2 separate regions of the Homo sapiens genome follow, and region 2 is linked to region 1. A link is an interaction called in ENCODE POLR2A ChIA-PET data of the cell type or tissue named here. Cell type or tissue: GM12878. All regions are shown on one strand. Each heading gives the region's core, and the rest is flanking DNA. Links, peaks and the distances in the headings are about the cores only. Region 1 overlaps UCK2 (uridine-cytidine kinase 2). Region 2 has its middle 27 kb from the start of UCK2.

The links. ChIA-PET counts read pairs that join two places held together with the same protein. Peaks named below come from ENCODE experiments on the same cell type or tissue, not always from the same donor. Only the 100,000 strongest peaks of a DNase experiment are listed, where the experiment ranks them.
Region 2: POLR2A ChIA-PET joins it to region 1 with 5 read pairs; 2 of 35 experiments call an interaction of 5 or more read pairs at or near these places.

What each region holds. Positions count from the first base shown.
Region 1 is chr1:165,867,859-165,877,761 of GRCh38, reverse strand. All of the region lies in intron 1 of UCK2 (uridine-cytidine kinase 2), which reads right to left. Among named protein-coding and RNA genes, the nearest start is that of MIR3658, 35 kb to the left of the region's middle. In GM12878, for the core only: a CTCF peak has its summit at 6,145 (motif pointing right); DNase peaks (open chromatin) are centred at 2,391 and 6,251; H3K4me3 peaks cover 236 bases; H3K27ac peaks cover 2,545 bases.
Region 2 is chr1:165,795,231-165,805,133 of GRCh38, reverse strand. No RefSeq gene overlaps it. Among named protein-coding and RNA genes, the nearest start is that of UCK2, 27 kb to the left of the region's middle. In GM12878, for the core only: no CTCF peak of the experiment used is centred there; no DNase peak of the experiment used is centred there.

The sequences.
Region 1 (9,903 bases), core at 1,274-9,273:
CCCACAGAAATGAAAACATAGTCACACAAAAATACATACACAAATGTTCATAGAAGCTTTGTTAGAGCCAAAAATTAGAAGCCACCCAGATGGCCTTCATTACGCCGATGGTTAAACTACGGTATATCCATACAATGGACTATTACTCAGCAATAAAAACGAATGACTGCTGATACAACAACCTGCACGAATCTCCAGAGAATTGTGCTGAGTAAAAAAGGGCAATTCCAAAAGGTTACATACAGTATGGTTATATTTGTATAAAATTGTGGAACGATTAGTGGTGGACCACGGTTAGGGACAGGGAGCAGTGGAGGGGCGGGAAATCCGGGGCAGGTAATAAACAGCAAAACAGCAGTAGCGATGGAAGTGTTCTGTATCTTCACTGTATCAACGTCAACATCCCGGTGTCTTTTGTAATATGGGATCTCTCTGTATTATTTCTTATGTGTTTGTGAACCTACAACTATCTCAAAACAAAATGTTTATCTAAAAAAAAGATTAGCGACTATCCATCTTCTGCCATTTGTCTTTTTATTTATCCCAGAGGTATAGCTTCTCACTTTTCAAAATTCTTAATTTTTCCTCACAAAGCAGTGTTAATAATTAATTGGGATGAGATGAATGCATTCTGCACACAGGACAAATTTTGGGGGGGTCAGTGGACCATTTATAAGTGAGTTACATTGTTGCCCCCCAAAATCTACGATCATATTCTAACTCCCCCAACCTCAAAATATGACCTTATTTGGAAAAAAGGTCTTTGCACATGTAATTAAGTTAAATATCTTGAGATGAGATCATCCTGAATTAGGGTGGGCCCTAAACCCCATGACATGTGTCCTTCTAAGAAACAGAAAAGGTGAAGACACGGAGACATGAGGGAAAGCCATATAAAGGTGAAAGTAGAGACTGGGGTGATACAAGAAATGGCAGCAGAAGCTGGGAGACAGGACGGAGGCATGGGTCTCCTTCAGATCTTCCAGAAGAGGCCAACACTGCCCACACCTAAATTTCAGTCTTACAGCCTCCAGCACTATAAGAGAATGAATCTGTCATTTTAAGTCATCAAGATTGTAGTAATTTGTTACTATAGCCATAGAAAACTAATACACCTGTCACTTTTTTAATGGGTATATTGAATTTCTTTTTTTAAATCACAGAGGATGTACTTTCTTCAACTTTTATTTATGTACACTCCTGTACATACATTGTTTTTATCTCCTTACAGAGGATATATGTCATAAAGATGTATCATTGCATTTTACAAACTTGTCCTGCAGAATTTTTCCTGGTGTTTTCTGTTTGCTCTAATGGTAAACTGTTGCTATCTGGAATATAGGCATGTCTACCTAATCAAATATCCTGGTTAATAATTTATCATACTTACTAAATACTCAGAAGTAAAACTATACTGAGCACAGGACTTAATCTACTGTTTCCTTGGTGACGAAGATGTCACTTCCAGATCCAGTGGTGTGCTTCAGGGTCTTCAAAATGAGTAGCAATTACTAGGCTGCAGATGTGTGAAACTGCCATTTAAGAGAGGTGTTGTGTTTCCATAGAAATGCCCAATAAACTTCTGGGCAAGATAGATTTTAAAAAGCAAGAGGATGAAAACTACCCACCTACTACAATGTCCTAAAAAGCAAAATATAGGTCCTTGTGGTGTTATGATTTATAATGGTTTTCAACCAGGTTCCTGGTCCATAACTCCCACAGCCCTTGTTACAGTCTTTTGTGATAATGTTGGGTCAGGAAACAGAATCTCTTTCCTGCCTTCCTTTCACCTGGCCCGAGGCAGGAATCTAATCTTTCCCCACCTTTCAGATTGTGGGTCTCAAACCCTCCCCTGAGAGGGCTAAGCACTGTAGGAAGGAACGTTTCCAAAAAACCCAAGAAAGCTGGGTACAGGGAGTTTCCGGATAGCTGAACACCTGGAGGTTCCTGGAGGGTGGCACACAAGGGAGGGGTTGGAAACTCCGCACCTCTTTCCCCATGCCTTGCCCTGTGCGTCTCTTCATCTGTGTCCTTTGCAAAATATCCTTTATAATAAACCAGTAAACATAAGTGTTTCCCTGAGTTCTGTGAGCCACTCCAGCAAATTAATCAAACCCTAAGAGGGGGTTATGGGAACCTCGACTTGAAGTCAATCAATCAGAAGTTCCAGAGGCTCAGGTTTGCATGTCTGCAGGGGGCAGGGGCAGTTTTAGAGACTTGAGTTTCCAACCTGTGGGATTTGACACTATCTCCAGGTAAATAGTGTAGCAAGTAAATTGGAGGACACTCAACTGGTGTCTGTGCCTTGCTGTGTGAGGAAATCCCCCCTCTCTCACCACAATCGGTCACAGAAGTCTTCCGTGTTAACTGTTGTGGTGTGAGAGTAAAGGAAAAATGTGGTTTCAGAGAGTTTCCCTACATAGTCCTTTAAAGTCAGGCTGGGCAGGGCACACAGGACCTGGCTTGATTCCTGACTCTAACATACCAGTGATATCTCGGGCAACTCAACCTCTTAGAACACTGGCATCCTTGTTTTAAACTGCAGGTAACCATACCTGTTCCACAAATGGGCCATAAGTGTTAATAAGCTACATGCCTAAGATAGTGGCTAGCACAAACTATATGTTCAATAAAAATTATTCTCTTCTTTAAGATCCACCAAATTTTCATTTAGACAAATCTTTCCAGGAAAGTCCATTAGGAAGCTTTTTTTTTTTTTTTTTGGTAACTCAGTTGAAAACTTCATCAATTCATGCCCATTAGTTTTATTTTCTTCACGTCTATAAAACGGCACAAAACTACATTATCATACTATTAAACCACACTACACAATGAAAACAACACACTAGTGTTCATACATTATGTACCAGGAAAGAAAAAGCATCCATTTCCTTAAGAGTTAGTGTTCCTGCCACAGCCACCTAAGAAAACACCAGGGCAAAGGACAGCACCCTCTTCTAGAATGCCCAAGCAACTGCAATGCCTTTCATGTCCTCGGTAAAACAAATCTTCCATTTTAACAACCTATAGATGGAAGAAAAGGAATTCTTACGTTAAAAAAAAAATCTTCCTGTTTTATGGCAGAGGCACCTGATAGCCATAACTGAAGCATATCCTAAGAATGAGAAGAGTGTTGGTTTGGAGTTCCAGGCTAAGAAATCTGAGAGTGGCCAACCTGGAGATTCAGTCTTTGTCTATTAAAGACATCCAAATCCCTGCCCTATCCCTTTTAACGCAGGGGATGGAGACCTTTGTTTTGGGAGGCTGCCAGGGGGAGGATGCTAAATGAAAATGCTATATGAGCTACATGTTTTTTACAAAAGGTAGCAGCATGCTTCCTGCCAAGCCCGCTGCCACTGGACGGCTCTGTACGTGAGTCCCCCAAATAAACCCTATGTCTCATTTGATACCTCCGGGTCTTTTCTTCAGTCTCTCAAACATGGTGTCATCCCTATTGGAGTCAACAGGGGTCTAGCATAACATCTATAAACAATCAAATCACAAAGCATTCCCTCAAGAAGCAGGCTGGGTGGCCCAGGAAATGGCCCAGGTGATTGTGGAGCCCAGAGAATCAGTGCTTATGAGGGCAGCATCAAGTTCCCATCTACCCCTGTCTCTTTTGTTTTTAAAATAAAAGTAGTAGAGAAGTAAATTCATAAAATAGAAGGTTGTCCTCAGAGGATGGGATGCATGAAATTAAGGTTATGGAGGACTGCAATTACTGGTAATGATAAGGTCTAAGGTAGAGGGAGACAATGGCTAAAGTCATTACCTATGTTTACACTGAAATTGCCAAGAACTAAAGGAAGCAGTGATACTGGAAAGAAAGAGACAATAAGGTAGGAGATAAAATCACAGAGAAATAGCTCAGGAGTAGTGAGTGGCTCTGGTGATGTGAGATCCAAAGCTGGTGTTTTAGGCAGGAGGGAGGGAGGGAGAATGGTTTGAAAGAAATAGGAAGTAAGAAGGAAGCACCACCCCCCACGTCTCGGCACTAAGGCCCAAAGATAAGCAGCATGTGGGAAAAGCTTCTCCTGAGGCTTGGCAGGAAAAACAGGGAAATCAGGAAAGAGCAAGTTTTTGACAGAAAAGGTAAAGGACACTCAAAAGAAAGGGTTGAGAATATGGAGGTTTTACTGATGATGAACTACGACAGCCCAACGGGAGAAAGGGTTTTCACACTGCAAGAAGTGAAAAAAGAGAAGGTCAGGAAGATATAAAGAATCACACAGAAATGGGAAGCTTCACTTTTTCTCATTATTAAAAAATGAACGTAATAATCTTTTTCTAAAAAGTACAAGTAGGTAAAACAAAGACAGAAATGATTGGCTAAGTCCTACTGCTAGAAATAAATGTAGCTACCATTTTGGCAAGCATTTTTCCGTGTTTATATGCATGCATGGTAGCTTGTGTCCAAGACGGTGGCCATCAGTTTCTTCCCTCCCTATGTGGGCAAGATATTCCTCCAGTGAGGGGTGAAGTCTATTCAATCAATTGCATACTGACTTCTTTTAAGATAACTACATTTTATTGTATCTCGCTATTCTCTATCTCAGAATTCTATAATCTGTCCCTTCTTCATTATTAAATTGTGGCAACCTAAAACCAGACATGAAATTCTGGGGGTTTTTTTGGTTTTCTTTTCTGTTCGTTGGTTTGTTTTTCGGTAGTTCCTACCCTGGTCTTTCTACTTACTTTACTTTTTATAATTAACATTGCGCTGAATAAATATCTTACTCCACTTGATCTCGACTGCCCTTTTCAAGGTAGTTGCTTTTTGCATCTCCAACGTGATGCAAAATTCACAGGGTACAAAATAGTATAAGGCACAAAGCCTGTCTCCTTCCTACTCTATCTCCCAGCCGGATTGCTGATCACTTCTCTGGCAGCTACTGTTTTCAGTTTCGTGTACATCCCTTCAGAGGCAGTCCCTACATATAAAACCATGTGTGAATGATTTTTTTCAAACACAGACACTAATACACGCTGTCTGCACCTTCGTTCACTTATATATCTCAAAGATTATACTGTCAATACTTTTAAGACTGCCTCCTTTTTAAGGGCTTCAAGGTATTCCACTATATGAAGGAACTGCAGCTAGTCCTCCATTGACAGACATAAATTATGTCTCAACTTTTTCTAAAATGAACTTAATGTATGGATATACATATATATTTGTAGAATAGATTTCCAGTAGTGGATTTGCTAGGGCAAAGAATCTGCATTTTTTAAAATTTCCATATATATGCCCAGCTAGCCCCCACCATCAACAATTTATATATAATGTACTATTTCCCCCTCACTCTTAATGATATTTAACCTTTGGTCTGTTTAATTTGCTGTCCTATTTTAAGTGAGGGTAAACATCTTTTATATGCCTAAAAGACGGCCAGGCATGGTGGCTCACACCTGTAATCCCAGCACTTTGAGAGGCCAAGGCGGGCAGATCACTTGACATCAGGAGTTCAAGACCAGCCTGGCCAACATGGCAAAACCCCGTCTCTACTAAAAATACAAAAATTAGCTGGGCATAGTGGCACACACCTATGATCCCAGCTACTTCGGAGGCTGAGGCAGGAGAATCGCTTGAACCTGGAAGGTGGTGTTTGCAGTGAGCTGAGATTGCACCACTGTACTCCAGCCTGTGTGACAAGAGCAAGACCCTGTCTCAAAGAAATAAAAATAAAAAATAAGTAAACTGGCTAGAGCAGCCGGCAAAAAGAGAAAAAAAAAAAAGACTATGTATATGCCTAAAAGGCTTCTGTTCTTCTGGAACTGGTTTGTTGATATCCTGTCCTCACTTCTCTGTTGATTTATTGGTCTTTTATTTCTTATTGATTTATAAAAGCTCTTTATATATTAAGGAAACTGGCCATTTCTCATTTGCCTCACAAATTCTTTCTAGTTAACTGTCTTTTTAAGTAGTGTTTTGCAAAGAAATTCTTTATTGATGCAGTTAAACTGATTAACCTAAACTGATTTTATCATGTTATATTCAGAAACAATTTCCTCAACCAAAGATTTTTTTTTTTAACTTCCCTCTGTTATCTTCTCAACTTCATGTCTTCCTTACTCCTCGGTAGCTCACTTGTCCTTTCTTTGCCTTCAGCTCCCAAGATCCCAACCACATCAAAGGCAGACCACAAGAGGGCACCAATCCAGCAGCTCCTTGAACCCTGAAAAGGCAGGCCAGGCTGACACCCAGAGACCACAGAGGGCAAATAACCGAAGAGGAAATGAGATCTAACAGAGTGGGTTGTAAGGGACTTCCTGTGCATATACAGAGCGTTACAAAAGACCTGCAGCTGTGTCCCTGTGGAGTTCACCAGGAAAGAGACACAGGACCTGCTTTCAACCCTCTAGCCCACAGCTGCACACATGCTAAGGGATCAGGCCTGTGGCACAATTGGAAAAGCATGAAGCAGCAGCAAGTCTGGAGTACAACCCAGATGAAAGCCATTTGTTAAACTATTTTTCTTTAAAACACGAGGTATATTTTCCCACCTTGTGCAGGGTATCCTGTTAAGAGTATGAAATCCTGTTTTTTTCCATACCATGAGAAATGGGTACAATAAGCAAACGCACACGCACACACAAAAAATTCACTCCCCCTACACAAAAAGAAACCATACTAAACACTAACAGGGGCCAGGCGAGGTGGCTCACCCCTGTAATCCCAGCACTTTGGGAGGGGCAACGCTGGCAGATCACTTGAGGTCAGGAGGTCAAGACCAGCCTGGCCAACATGGTGAAACTCCTCTACTAAAAATACAAAAATTAGCCAAGCATGGTGGCACATGCCTGTAATCCCAGCTACTTGGGAGGCTGAGGCAGGAGAATGGCTTGAACCTGGACGGCGGAGGTTGCAATGAGCCAAGATCGTGCCACTGCACCCCAGCCGGGGCAACAGAGCAAAACTCCTTCTCGAAAAAAAAGACTAACAAGGAATTTTTGTCCAATGAAGCCTTCTGTAAAATAATAACACATATATAACTGAAGACTGGATAGTAAGCAGCATAATAAATACATGTTTCTAATCCTACCTTGATAACCTCCTTCCACGTCACTTGAAATGGTTCCTACAGATTTCTAGGAAACAGTACACAGAAAGTTCCCTCAGGGAAGCTCCCTGTAGTGTGCTGTCTACCCATAATGGAGCAAGAGGCTTGAATCTCTTCCTCCTACATATTAAAGCAGAACCCTGTAGCCAGACACTGAGGCTCAAAAACTCCTGTGAGCAGAAGTATCTTCATTCACATATTAAAATTGTCATCCAGCAAATGGTACTGGGAAAACTGGACATTCAAATGAGAACCCTGTAGCCAGACACTGAGGCTCAAAAACTCCTGTGAGCAGAAGTATCTTCATTCACATATTAAAATTGTCATCCAGCAAATGGTACTGGGAAAACTGGACATTCAAATGAGAACCCTGTAGCCAGACACTGAGGCTCAAAAACTCCTGTGAGCAAAAGTATCTTCATTCACATATTAAAATTATCGTCCAGCTAATGGTATTGGGAAAACTGGACATTCATATGCAAAAAAAAAAAAAAAAAAATGAAGTTAGACCTTTCCTTACTTTACACCATACAAAAAAAGAAACAAACAACAACAACAAAAGAAACCACCACCTCAAAACAGATCAAATACCTAAACTTAAGGGCTAAAACTGTAAGTCTTAGGAGAAAATATAAAAATAAAGCACTTTGACATTGGATTTGGCAATGATTTCTTACATGTAATACTGAAAGCACAGGCAACAAAAGAAAAAAATAAGTAAGATGGACTTCATCAAAATTTAAAACTTTTGCCAGGCACAGTGGCTCAACCTATTAATATAATTAATATAATTCCTGTGCTTTGGGAAGATTGCTTGAGGCTGAGAGCTCAAGAATAGCCTGGGCAACACTGCAAGACGTCCACAAAAAAGTTTTTAAAAATTAGCTGGTGGTGGCTCACGCCTATAATCCCAGCACTTTGGAAGGCTGAAGCAGAGGATCGCTTGAGCCTGCAGTGAGCTATGATCACGACACACTGCACTCCAGCGTGAGTGACAGAGCAAGACCCCCATCTCTTTAAAAAAAAAAAAAAAAAAAAAAAGGCCCATGATGAGATTCTCTTTCATACCCATTAGGATGGCAATTTTTTTTTTAAGAAAGAAACTAGAAAGAACAAATGTTAGCAAGCATGCGAGGAAAAGGAATTCTTGTGCACTGCTGGCAGGAATGTGAACTTGTATAGCCACTGTAGAAAACAGTATAGGAACTCCTCAAAAAACTAAATATAGAATTACCGTATGACCCAGCAATACCATTTGTGGGGATGTACCCAAAAGAACTTAAAGTTGAAACTCAAGTAGATACAGGCATACTTCATTTTATTGTGCTTCACAGATACTACGTTTTTTTTACAAATTGAAGGTTTGTGGCAACACTGTGTGAAGCAAGTCTTGTTAATACCATTTTTCCAATAGCATGTGTTCACTTTGTATCTCTGTGTCACATGTTGGTAATTCTCACAATATCTCAAACATTTTCATTATTTTATTATATGTTATGGTGATCTGTGATCAGTGATCTTTGACATTACTATTGTAATTATTTCGGGGTGCCACCAACCACGCCCATATAAAATGGCAAATTGAATCCATTAATGTACATGTTCTGACTGTTCCACTGACTGGGGCATTCCACTGTCTCTCTCCCTCTTCTTGGGCCTCCCTATGATTTCCTGCGACAGAACAATATTGAAGTTAGGCCAATTAATACCCTACAATGGCCTCTAAGTGTTCAAGTAAAAGAGTCACATGTCTCTAACTGTAGATCAATGGATAGAAATAATTAAGCTTAGTGAGGAAGGCATGTCGAAAGCCAAGACAGGTCAAAAGCTAGGCCTCTTATGCCAAGGAGTCAGCCAAGATGTGAATGCAAAGGAAAAGTTCATGACGGCAATTAAAAGTACCACTCCAGTGAACACATGAATGATAAGAAAGCAAAACAGCCTTATTACTGATACGAAGAAAGTTTGGTCTGGATAGAATATCAAACCAGCCATAACATTCCCTTGAACCAAAGCCTAATCCAGAGCAAGGCCCTAACTCTCTTCAATCCTATGAAGGCTGAGAAAGATGAGGAAGCCACACAAGAAAAGTTTGAAGCTAACAGAGGCTGGATCATGAGGCTTAAGTTAAGAAACCATATCCCTAACATATTGTGCTAGATGAAGCGGCAAGTGCTGATGTAGAAGCTGTAGCAAGTTATCCAGAAGATCTAGCTAAAATAACTGATGAAGGTAGCTACACTAAAGATTTTTTCAATGTAGAAAAAACAGCCTTCTATTAAAATAGTATGCCATCTAAGACTTTCGCAGCTAGAGAAGTCAATGCCTGACTTCAAAGCTTCAAAGGACAGGATGACTCTCTTGTTAGAGGCTAATGCAACTGGTGACTTTAAATTGAAGTCAATGCTCATTTACCATTCCAAAAATCCTAAGGCCCTTGTATGCTCCATCTACTCTGCCTGTGCTCTGTAAATGGAACAACAAAGCCAGTATGGCAGCATATCTCATTACAGCATGATTTACTGAATATTTGAATCCCACTGTTGAGACCTATTGCTCATAAAAAAAGATTCCTTTCAAAATATTACTGCTCATCAGCAATGCACCTAGTCACCCAAGAGCTCTGATGGAGATGTACAAGGAGATTAATGTTATTCTCATGCCTGCCTACACAACATCCCTTCTGCAGCCCATGGATCAGAGTGATTTTGACTTTCAAGTTATTATTTAAGAAATACATTTCGTAAGGCTACAGCTGCCATAGTGATGCTTCTGGTGGATCCGGGCAAAGTAAACTGAAAACCTTCTAGAAAGGATTCACCATTCTAGATGCCATTAACAA
Region 2 (9,903 bases), core at 904-8,903, 72 kb after region 1:
ATTTGGTTTTCTATGCTAGTTTGACTAGGATAATGGCCTTCAGCTCCATCCATGTTCTAGCAAAAGAAATGATCTCATTCTTTTTTTATTATTATTATTATACTTTAAGTTCTGGGATACATGTGCAGAATGTGCAGGTTTGTTACATAGATATACACATGCCATGGTGGTTTGCTGCACCCATCAACCCATCATCTATATTAGGTATTTCTCCTAATTCTATCCCCCTGCCCAGTCCCCCACCGCCAGACAGGCCCCAGTGTGTGATGTTCCCCTGCCTATATCCATGTGTTCTCATTGTTCAACTCCCACTTAAGAGTGAGAACATGCAGTGTTTGGTTTTCTGTTCCAGTGTTAGTCTTCTGGGAATGATGGTTTCCAGCTTCAACCATGTCCCTGCAAAGGACATGAACTCATTCTTTTTTATGGCTGCATAGTATTCCATGGTTTTATGTGTGCCACATTTTCTTTATCCAGTCTATCACTGATGGGCATTTGGGTTGGTTCCAAGTCTTTGCTATTGTGAATAATGCTGCAGTAAACATACATGTGCATGTGTCTTTGTAGTAGAATGATTTATAATCCTTTGGGTATATACCCAGTAATGGATTGCAGGGTCAAATGGTATTTCTAGTTCTAGATCCTCAAGGAATCACCACACTGTCTTCCACAATTGTTGAACTAATTTACACTCCCACCAACAGTGTAAAAGCATTCCTATTTCTCCACATCCTTCCCAGCACCTGTTGTTTCCTGACTTTTTGTTTCTTTTTTTTTTTTTTTTTTTTTTGAGACAGAGTCTCGCTCTGTCGCCCAGACTGGAGTGCAGTGGTGTGATCTTGGCTCACTGCAACCTCCACCTCCCTGGTTCAAGCAATTCTCCTGCCTCAGCCTCTTGAGTAGCTGGAATTACAGGTGTGCATCACCACGCCTGGCTAATTTTTGTATTTTTAGTAGAGACGGGGTTTCACCATGTTGATCAGGCTGGTCTCAAACTCTTCACCTCGTAATCCACCCGCCTCAGCCTCCCAAAGTGCTGGGATTACAGGCATGAGCCACCGTGCCGGGCCTGTTTCCTGACTTTTTAATGATCACCATTCTAACTGCTGTGAGATGGTATTTCATTGTGGTTTTGATTTGCATTTCTCTAATGACCAATGACAATGAGCTTTTTTCCATATGTTTGTTGGCCACATAAATGTCTTCTTTTGAGAAGTGTCTGTATGCTTCACCCACTTTTTGATGGGGTTTTTTTGTTTGTTTGTTTTTTCTTGTAAATTTGTTTAAGTTCCTTGTAGATTTTGGATATTAGCCCTTTGTCAGATGGATAGATTACAAAAATTTTCTCCCATTCTGTAGGTTGTCTGTTCAGTCTGATGATAGTTTCTTTTGCTGTGCAGAAGCTCTTTAATTAGATCCCATTTGTCAATTTTGGCTTTTGTTGTCATTGCTTTTGGTGTTTTAGTCATGAAGTCTTTGCCAATGCTTATGTCCTGAATGGTATTGCCTAGGTTTTCTTCTAGGGCTTTTATGGTTTCAGGTCTTTTGTTTAAGTCTTTAATCCATCTTGAATTAATTTTTGTATAAGGTGTAAGGAAGGGGTCCAATTTCAGTTTTCTGCATATGGCTAGCCAGTTTTCCCAACACCATTTATTAAACAGGGAATACTTTCCCCATTGCTTATTTTTGTCAGGTTTGTCAAAGATCAGATGGTTGTAGATGTGTGGTGTTATTTCTGAGGCTTCTGTTCTGTTCCATTGGTCTCTCTCTCTGTTTTGGTACCAGTACCATGCTGTTTTGGTTACTGTAGCCTTGTAGTGTAGTTTGAAGTCAGGTAGTGTGATGCCTCCAGCTTTGTTCTTTTGGCTTAGGATTGTCTTGGCAATGCGGGCTCTTTTTTGGTTCCATATGAACTTTAAGGTAGTTTTTTCTAATTCTGTGAAGAAAGTCAATGGTAGCTTGATGGGGATAGCATTGAATCTATAAATTACTTTGGGCAGTATGGCCATTTTCACGATATTGATTCTTCCTATCCATGAGCATGGGATGTTTTTCCATTTGTTTGTGTCCTCTCTTATTTCCTTAAGCAGTGGTTTGTAGTTCTCCTTGAAGAGGTCCTTCATGTCCCTTGTAAGTTGGATTCCTAGGTATCTTATTCTCTTTGTAGCAATTGTGAATGAGAGTTCACTCATGATTTGGCTCTCTGTTTGTCTATTATTGGTGTATAGGAATGCTTGCACATTGATTTTGTATCCCGAGACTTTGCTGAAGTTGCTTATCAGCTTAAGGAGATTTGGGGCTGAGACAGGGTTTTCTAAATATACAATCATGTCATCTGCAAAGAGAGACAATTTGAGTTCCTCTTTTCCTATTTGAATACCCTTTATTTCTTTCTCTTGCCTGATTACCCTGGCCAGAACTTCCAATACTATGTTGAATGGCAGTGTTGAGAGACAGCATCCTTGTCTGGTGCCAATTTTCAAAGGAAATGCTTCCAGCTTTTGCCCATTCAGTATGATATTGGCTGTGGGTTTGTCATAAATAACTCTTATTATTTTGAGATATGTTCCATCAATACCTTGTTTATTGAGAGTTTTTAGTATGAAGGGGTGTTGAATTTTATTGAAGGCCTTTTCTGCATCTATTGAGATAATTGTATGGTTTTTATCTTTGGTTTTGTTTATGTGATGGAGTATGTTTATTGATTTGCATATGTTGAACCAGCCTTGCATCTCAGTGATGAAGCCAACTTGATCATGGTGGATAAGCTTTTTGATGTGCTGCTGGATTCGGTTTGCCTGTATTTTATTGAGGATTTTCGTGTCAATGTTCATCAGGGATATTGGCCTGAAATTTTCTTTTTTTGTTGTGTCTTTGCCAGGTTTTGGTATGAGGATGATGCTGGCCTCATAAAATGAGTTAGGAAGGAGTCCCTCTTTTTCTATTGTTTGGAATAGTTTCAGAAGGAATGGTACCAGCTCCTCTTTGTACCTGTGGTAGAATTTGGCTATGAATCCATCTGGTCCTGGGCTTTTTTTGGTTGATAGGCTATTAATTACTGCCTCAATTTCAGAACTTGTTATTGGTCTCTTCAGGGATTCAACTTCTTCCTGGTTTAACCTTGGGAGGATGTATGTGTCCAGGAATTTAGCCATTTCTTCTAGATTTTCTAGTTTATTTGCATAGAGGTGTTTATAGTATTCTCTGATGGTAGTTTGTATTTCTGTGGGATCAGTGATGAAGTCCTCTTTATCATTTTTCATTGTGTCTATTTGATTCTTCTCTCTTTTCTTCTTTATTAGTCTTTATTAGTTCTTTATTAGTCGGGCTAGCTGCGATGAACATTTCAAACTTCCCAGTGGCTTTGTTTACACTGTGAAGGGAAAACGGCCTACTCAAGCCTCAGTAATGGCGGACGCCCCTTCCCCTACCAAGCTTAAGCATCCCAGGTCAACTTCAGATTGCTAGGCTGGCAGCCAGAATTTCAAGCCAGCAGATCTTAGCTTGCTAGGCTTCAGCCCCCTTTCCAGGGGAGCGAATGGTTCTGTCTCACTGGCTTTGCAGGCGCCACTGGGGTATGAAAAAAAAAAAAAAAAAACTCCTGTAGCTAGCTCGGTGTCTGCCCAAATGGCCGCCCAGTTTTTTGCTTGAGACCAGGGCCCTGGTGGTTTAGGCACCCGAGGGAATCTCCTGGTCTGCGGGGTGTGAAGACCATGGGGAAGTGTAGTATCTGGGCCAGAATGCACCATTCCTTAAGGCACAGTCCCTCACAACTTCCCTTGGCTAAGGGAGGGAGTTCCCTGACCCCTTGCGCTTCCTGGGTAAGGTGATTCCCCACCCTGCTTTGGCTAGCCATCCGTGGGCTGTGCCCACATCTAACCAATCCCTATGAGATGAGCCGGGTACCTCAGTTGGAAATGCAGAAATCACCCGCCTTCTGCGTTGATCTCACTGGGAGCTGCAGACCAGAGCTGTTCTTATTCGGCCATCTTGCCAGCCACACCAATCTCATTCTTTTTTATGGCTCCATAGTATTCCACGGTATATGTGTACCACATTTCTTTATCCAGTCCACCACTGATGGACACTTAGGTTGATTCCATGTCTTTGCTATTGTGAATAGTGCTACAATGAACACACACGTGCATGTGTCTTTATGGTAGAATGATTTATATTCCTTTGGGTATATACCCAGTAATGAGATTGCTGAGTCAGATGGTAGTTCTCAGTTCTTTGGGAAATCTCCAAACTGCTTTGCCCATTCTCTAATGGGGTTATATTACTTTTTGTTGTTGAATTATAGGAGTACTTTATATATTTTGGAAATTAACACCTATTAAAATAAAAACTTCAGCCAAATTAAATTTAAAGGAGTTTAATTGAGCAATTAATAATTTGCAAATCGGGAAGTCCCCAGAATCACAGCAGATTCAGAAAGACTTCAGGGATACCTTGTGGTCAGAACAAATTTATAGACAAAGAAAGGGAAGTGACATACAGAAATCAGAAGTGAGGTACAGAAACAACTGGATTGGTTACACCTCAGCATTTGCCTTATTTGAATACAGTTTGAACATTCAGCAGTGTATGAGTGGTGGAAGTATGGCTTCTGGGATTGGCCAAGACTCAGCTATTGTTACAGGTGCATACTCCTAAGTTAGGTTTTCAATCTTGTCCACCTATTAAGTTAGGTTACCAGGACCCAAATATAGAAATACGGAGTCCTTCTCAGGCCATATTTAGTTTGCTTTAACACACCTTATCAAATATATGATTTGCAAATTTTTTTCTCCCATTCTGTAGGTTGCCTTTTTCACTCTGTTAATTGTGTCCTTTGATACACAAAAGTTTTTAAGTTTGATGTAGTCCCATTTGTCTATTTTTGCTTTTGTTGTCTGTGCTTTTGGTGTTATATCCTAGAAATCATTGCCAAGTCCAATGTTATGAAGCTTTCCCCCCACATTTTCTTCTAGGAGTTTATTAATTTTAGGTCTTATATTTAGATCCTTAATGTAAGGTCCTTAAATGTAAGGACCTAAATATAAGGTCCTTTTTCTCCTCTATTCTCTTCTCTCTCTTTGTCTGTCTTTTTTTTCAGGGTCTCACTCTATCCAATAGGCTGGAATGCAGTAGCATGATCACCACTTACTGACGCTTTGACCTCCCAGTCTCAAGCAATCCTCCCACTTCAGCCTTTCGAGTAGCTGAGACTACAGGTGTGTGCCACCATGCCCAGCTAATTTTTTTTTATTTTGGGAGAGATGGGGTTTCCCTATGTTGCTCAAGCTGGTCTTGAATTCCTGGCTTCAAGCAATCCTCCTACCTTGGCCATATGAAGAGCTAGGATTACAGGCATGAAACACAGCACCTGACCCCAACATAATTCCTTGACATGTGAAGATTCAGTTTTCCCAACACTATTTGAAGAGAGTCTTTGCCCCATTGAGTGTTCTTGGCACCCTTGTTTAAGATTATTTGGCCACCTATGGGAGGGTTTATTTCTTGGTTGTCTTATTCCATTGGTCTACTTGACATGCTTATGTCAGTACCACACTGTTTTAATTACTGTAGCTTTGAAACATGCTTTGAAATCTTTTGAAGATTTTGAAGTTTGAATCTTTTAAACTTGCTCTTCTTTTTTTTTAAATTGTTTTGGCTATTTGAGATTCCTTGAGATTTTGTATGAATTATTTTATTTCTGCAAAATAAATGCCATTGGAATTTTGATAGGGATTGTTTCATATGTAGATCGTTTTGAGTTAAAAGGTCTTTTCAAGCCAAAGTTTCATTAACCTAGTCCCCATAATTACAAGATTGCACTAAGAAGCAAAATCTGTCCTAACAGATATTTACCAATGAACAAAGATTATACAATGTATGGTGAACTTTCAATGCAATTAATATGCATGTATATCATTACTAATACTGAAAAGTATTCCCTTGTGTAAATTTACTATATTTAGCCAGTGCTTTTTTTTTTTTTGAGATGGAGCCTTACTCTGTCACCCAGGCTGAAGTGCAGCAGCGTGATCTCGGCTCACTGCAACCTCCACATCCCGGGTTCAAGCAAGTCTCCTGCCTCAGCCTCCTGAGTAACTGGGATTACAGGCGTGTGCAACCATGCCCAGCTAATTTTTGTATTTTTAGTAGAGATGAGAGTTCACCATGTTGGTCAGGCTGGTCTTGAATTCCTGACCTCATGATCTGCCTGCCTTGGCCTCCCAAAGTGCTGGGATTACAGGCATGAGCCACCGCGCCCGGCTGGCCAGTGCTTTTTTAAAAAAAATTTAGATATTCTTCCTTTTTAATTAGGTAAGGATGTGAAAACACCCTTAAACATGCTTCTTGGACCATCTGCATGATTGTTTTCTTTTATTGAATCAAAGGGTATGCATGTTTATTTCAGACAGGGTCTCTGTTGCTCAAGCTGAGTGCTGTGGCGTGATCACAGCACACTGAAGCCTCAACTTCCTGGGCTCAAGCAGTTCTCCTGCCTCAGCCTCCCAAGTAGCTGGGACTACAGGTGTGCACCAACACGCCTGGCTAATTTTTGATTATTTGTGCAGACAGGGTCTCCCTATGTTACTCAAGCTGGTCTCTAAGTTCTGCACTGAAGTGATCCTCCCACGTCAGCCACCCAAAGTGCTGAGATTACAGGTGTGAGCCACTGCACCCATCCCAAAGGGTATACATGTTTTTAAAGCCTCTGCTACATCCTGCTAAATTGCTTTTAAATGTTTAACCCAATTTCAGCTCTCACCAGAAGTGTGTAAGTGTTTAAGGTCCTTTTTCTTTCCTTGTAATGTTAAACTGTTTTTTAAATCTTACTTATTTGTTTATTTTTAAAATGTATTATTATTTATTTTTAGAGACAGGGTCTTGCTATGTTGCCCAGGCAGGACTCGAGTTCCTGGGCTTAAGTGATCCTCCTGCGGCAGCTTCCTGAGTAGCTAGGACTATAGGCATACACACTGTGCCCAGTTTATTTCTTAAATCATTGCCTTGATTATTGTTCAGTGCTCTACTTTAAGCAAACTTCGTTACAGATCCCAAAATCCATATTGACACTGAAGAATATATCAGAAGATATCTATTCAAATTAAGGAGGGTTGACTGAGTTCTTTCAATTAGGAAAGAATAGAGAATTTCAAGCTTTCCATTGATACTCACTTTTTCTTCTATTATTTTTGAAACTTCTAACTGGTTTCTACAAGTTTCCTTTCTCTTCTATTCTGCCAGGCCCTCTAATGCTTCTCTTCTCCTTCTCCTTCTTCTTCTTCTTCTTCTTTTTTATTTATTTATTTTTTTTTTTTGAAACAGAGTCTTGCTTTGTCACCAGGCTGGAATGCAGTGGCGCAATCTTGGCTCACTACAACCTCCACCTCCCGGTTTCAAGCGATTCTTGTGCCTCAGCCTCCTGAGTAGCTGGGATTACAGGTATGCACCACCACGCCTGGCTAATTTTTGTATTTTTAGTAGAGATGGGTTTTCACCATGTTGGCCAGGCTGGTCTCAAGCTCCTGGCCTCAACTGATCCACCCGCTTTGGCCTCCCAAAGTGCTGGGATTACAGGTGTGAGCTGCCACACCCGGCCTCTAATGCCTGTTTTAAAGGTAAACTCTGATGGCCTTCAAAACCTAGCAAATTAAGACCAAATTCCTTAGTCTGGTATTCAAGCCTTTCCAGTTTTATTTTTCCCTTTTTCCTTATACATACCAACACTCCAGTAATGAGGCTACGCTTACCATTTCCTAAATACACCCAATGTTTTCCCTCATCAAAAGGGCCTTCTTCTCATCACACCTATTGAAATTAAAATGTATATGCCACCTTATTCGTGATTCTCTCTAGCTGCGTAGAATTTTTTTCTTCCTTAAAACACCTACAGCATTTTGCATGCACCTCTGAATATTCTGCCTTGCAGAATTTTTTCCCTAGTACTAGCCTATGAATGCCTTTAGGATAAGAGGTCATTTTTTTGGGTGAGGGGGATGGGGGGAACAGGGTCTGGCTCTGTTGCCCAGGCTAAAGTGTAGTGGCATGATCTTGGCTCACTACAACATCTGACTCTGGGGCTCAAATCATCCTCCTGCCTCAGCCTCCCAAGTAGCTGGGACCACAAGCACACGCCATGATGCCCAACTACTTTTTGTATATTTCATAGAGACAGGGTTTTGCCATGTTGCCTAGGCTGGTCTTGAACTCCTGGGCTCAAGCAATCTGCCCATCTTGGCCTCCCAGTGTTGGAATTACAAGCGTGAGCCACCGTGCCTGGCAAGGTCACTTTCTTAATCTTTGTATCCATTCTAGAGCCTAACAGGACACCCTACGTATAGTAGTCCCATACCCATACATACTTGTTGAATTAATAGGCAAAACGTTAGTTCTCCTACTACAATGCAAGTGCACTAAAAATAAGCATCTGTTTATAGAAAATCACTTTACAAACCTCCCATTATTTATTTTAATTAATTAATTAATTAATTTTTGTAAAGAGAGGGCTCCCTATGTTGCCCAGGCTGGTCTCAAAACTCTTAGCCTCAAGGGATCCTCAAGCTTCAGCTTCCCAAAGTGTTGGGATTACTGGCATGAGCCACCATGCCAGGCCTACAGACATCCCATATTGAGCAATGTGGTTTGATTAGAATAGACAATCCCTTCCTTAGCTTCTCAGGGTTTAAAGTAATGAAATCATTTACAAACAGAAGAAAAAAGAATAAATAATCCTTAAGGCCTCCTTCACTTCTGGTATTTGATAGCTCTAAAAGCATCTAGGATAGTATATCTCACCTGATTTCAGCCCTTATGTGTTAATTCAGATTCCCCACAAACAGACCTTGAGATAAGGATTTGAATGTAAATAGTTTATTTTGGAGGAGATTCCAGAAAATACCAGTAGAAGAATGTGGGAAACTGAAAAAGGGAAGGGATGGCCACCAAGTTATGAAGCCGGTTGTCACTGTGGTTAAATGGAACTCTGGGAGTCAGTGAAGATAAGTATTTCTGAGTTATCCCACCTGGGAAGGGTGCTGGGGTGTTTATAAACCAACTCTGCCAGTCATTGGTTCAGGGCTGTTCCCAAGAGACCTTAATTCTCTTCAGTTGCTGATTGGCCTCCCTAAAGGGGCAGAGGCTTCTGTTGCCAGAAGATCTTCAGCACCTGGAAGTTGCTAGCATAAATACAATAGACCCAAAGGCGGGCAGGGGACTGACAAGGTCTACCATGTTTCAGGAAGAAATCTTAAATTATATATAGTTTTTAAAATTTGGGATATTTCAGCATGTTTATAGGTTATATATGCAAGAGTAACAGCAACACCTATGGTTGGAATGAAAAGTCACAGAAACAAAACCTGGTGTGGCCAGAGGTGCAAAGTTCATAGAAAAGGCAGATTATGTGATGAAAAGTATGAAATCATTTAGAAACACAAAAAGCGTAACTGTTAGGTCCAATCTAATTTTTAGTTCTCTGTAATCGTTAGGCCAATTTTAAATATGCAACATGTAAGCCTTTAGGTAAATGAAGACTAGAACAAACATTTTTAAACTCTTATATGTTTCTATATATGCAAGTAACAAACCCATATTTAAATACTTCTCTAACCTAAATTTATCATCTTCCAACATCTTCCCACTCCTCCCATTTACCAGTTATTTTAGGTCTCAGAAATGGTAAAGAAAAATTGTAAAGTAAAATTAAAAAATACATATAGACAGAATAGGTAATATGTGCACAAGGTAAAAAAAAAATACTAAAGAGTATACAGGAAAAAAGTAAATCTTTCCCATGTGGCTTCCATTGTTCCTCCCCAAAGGCAGTCACTCTTACTGGTTTCTCATGTTTTCTTAAGATAGTCTATGCATATCACACACACACACACACAATAGTAGCATATGCCACAG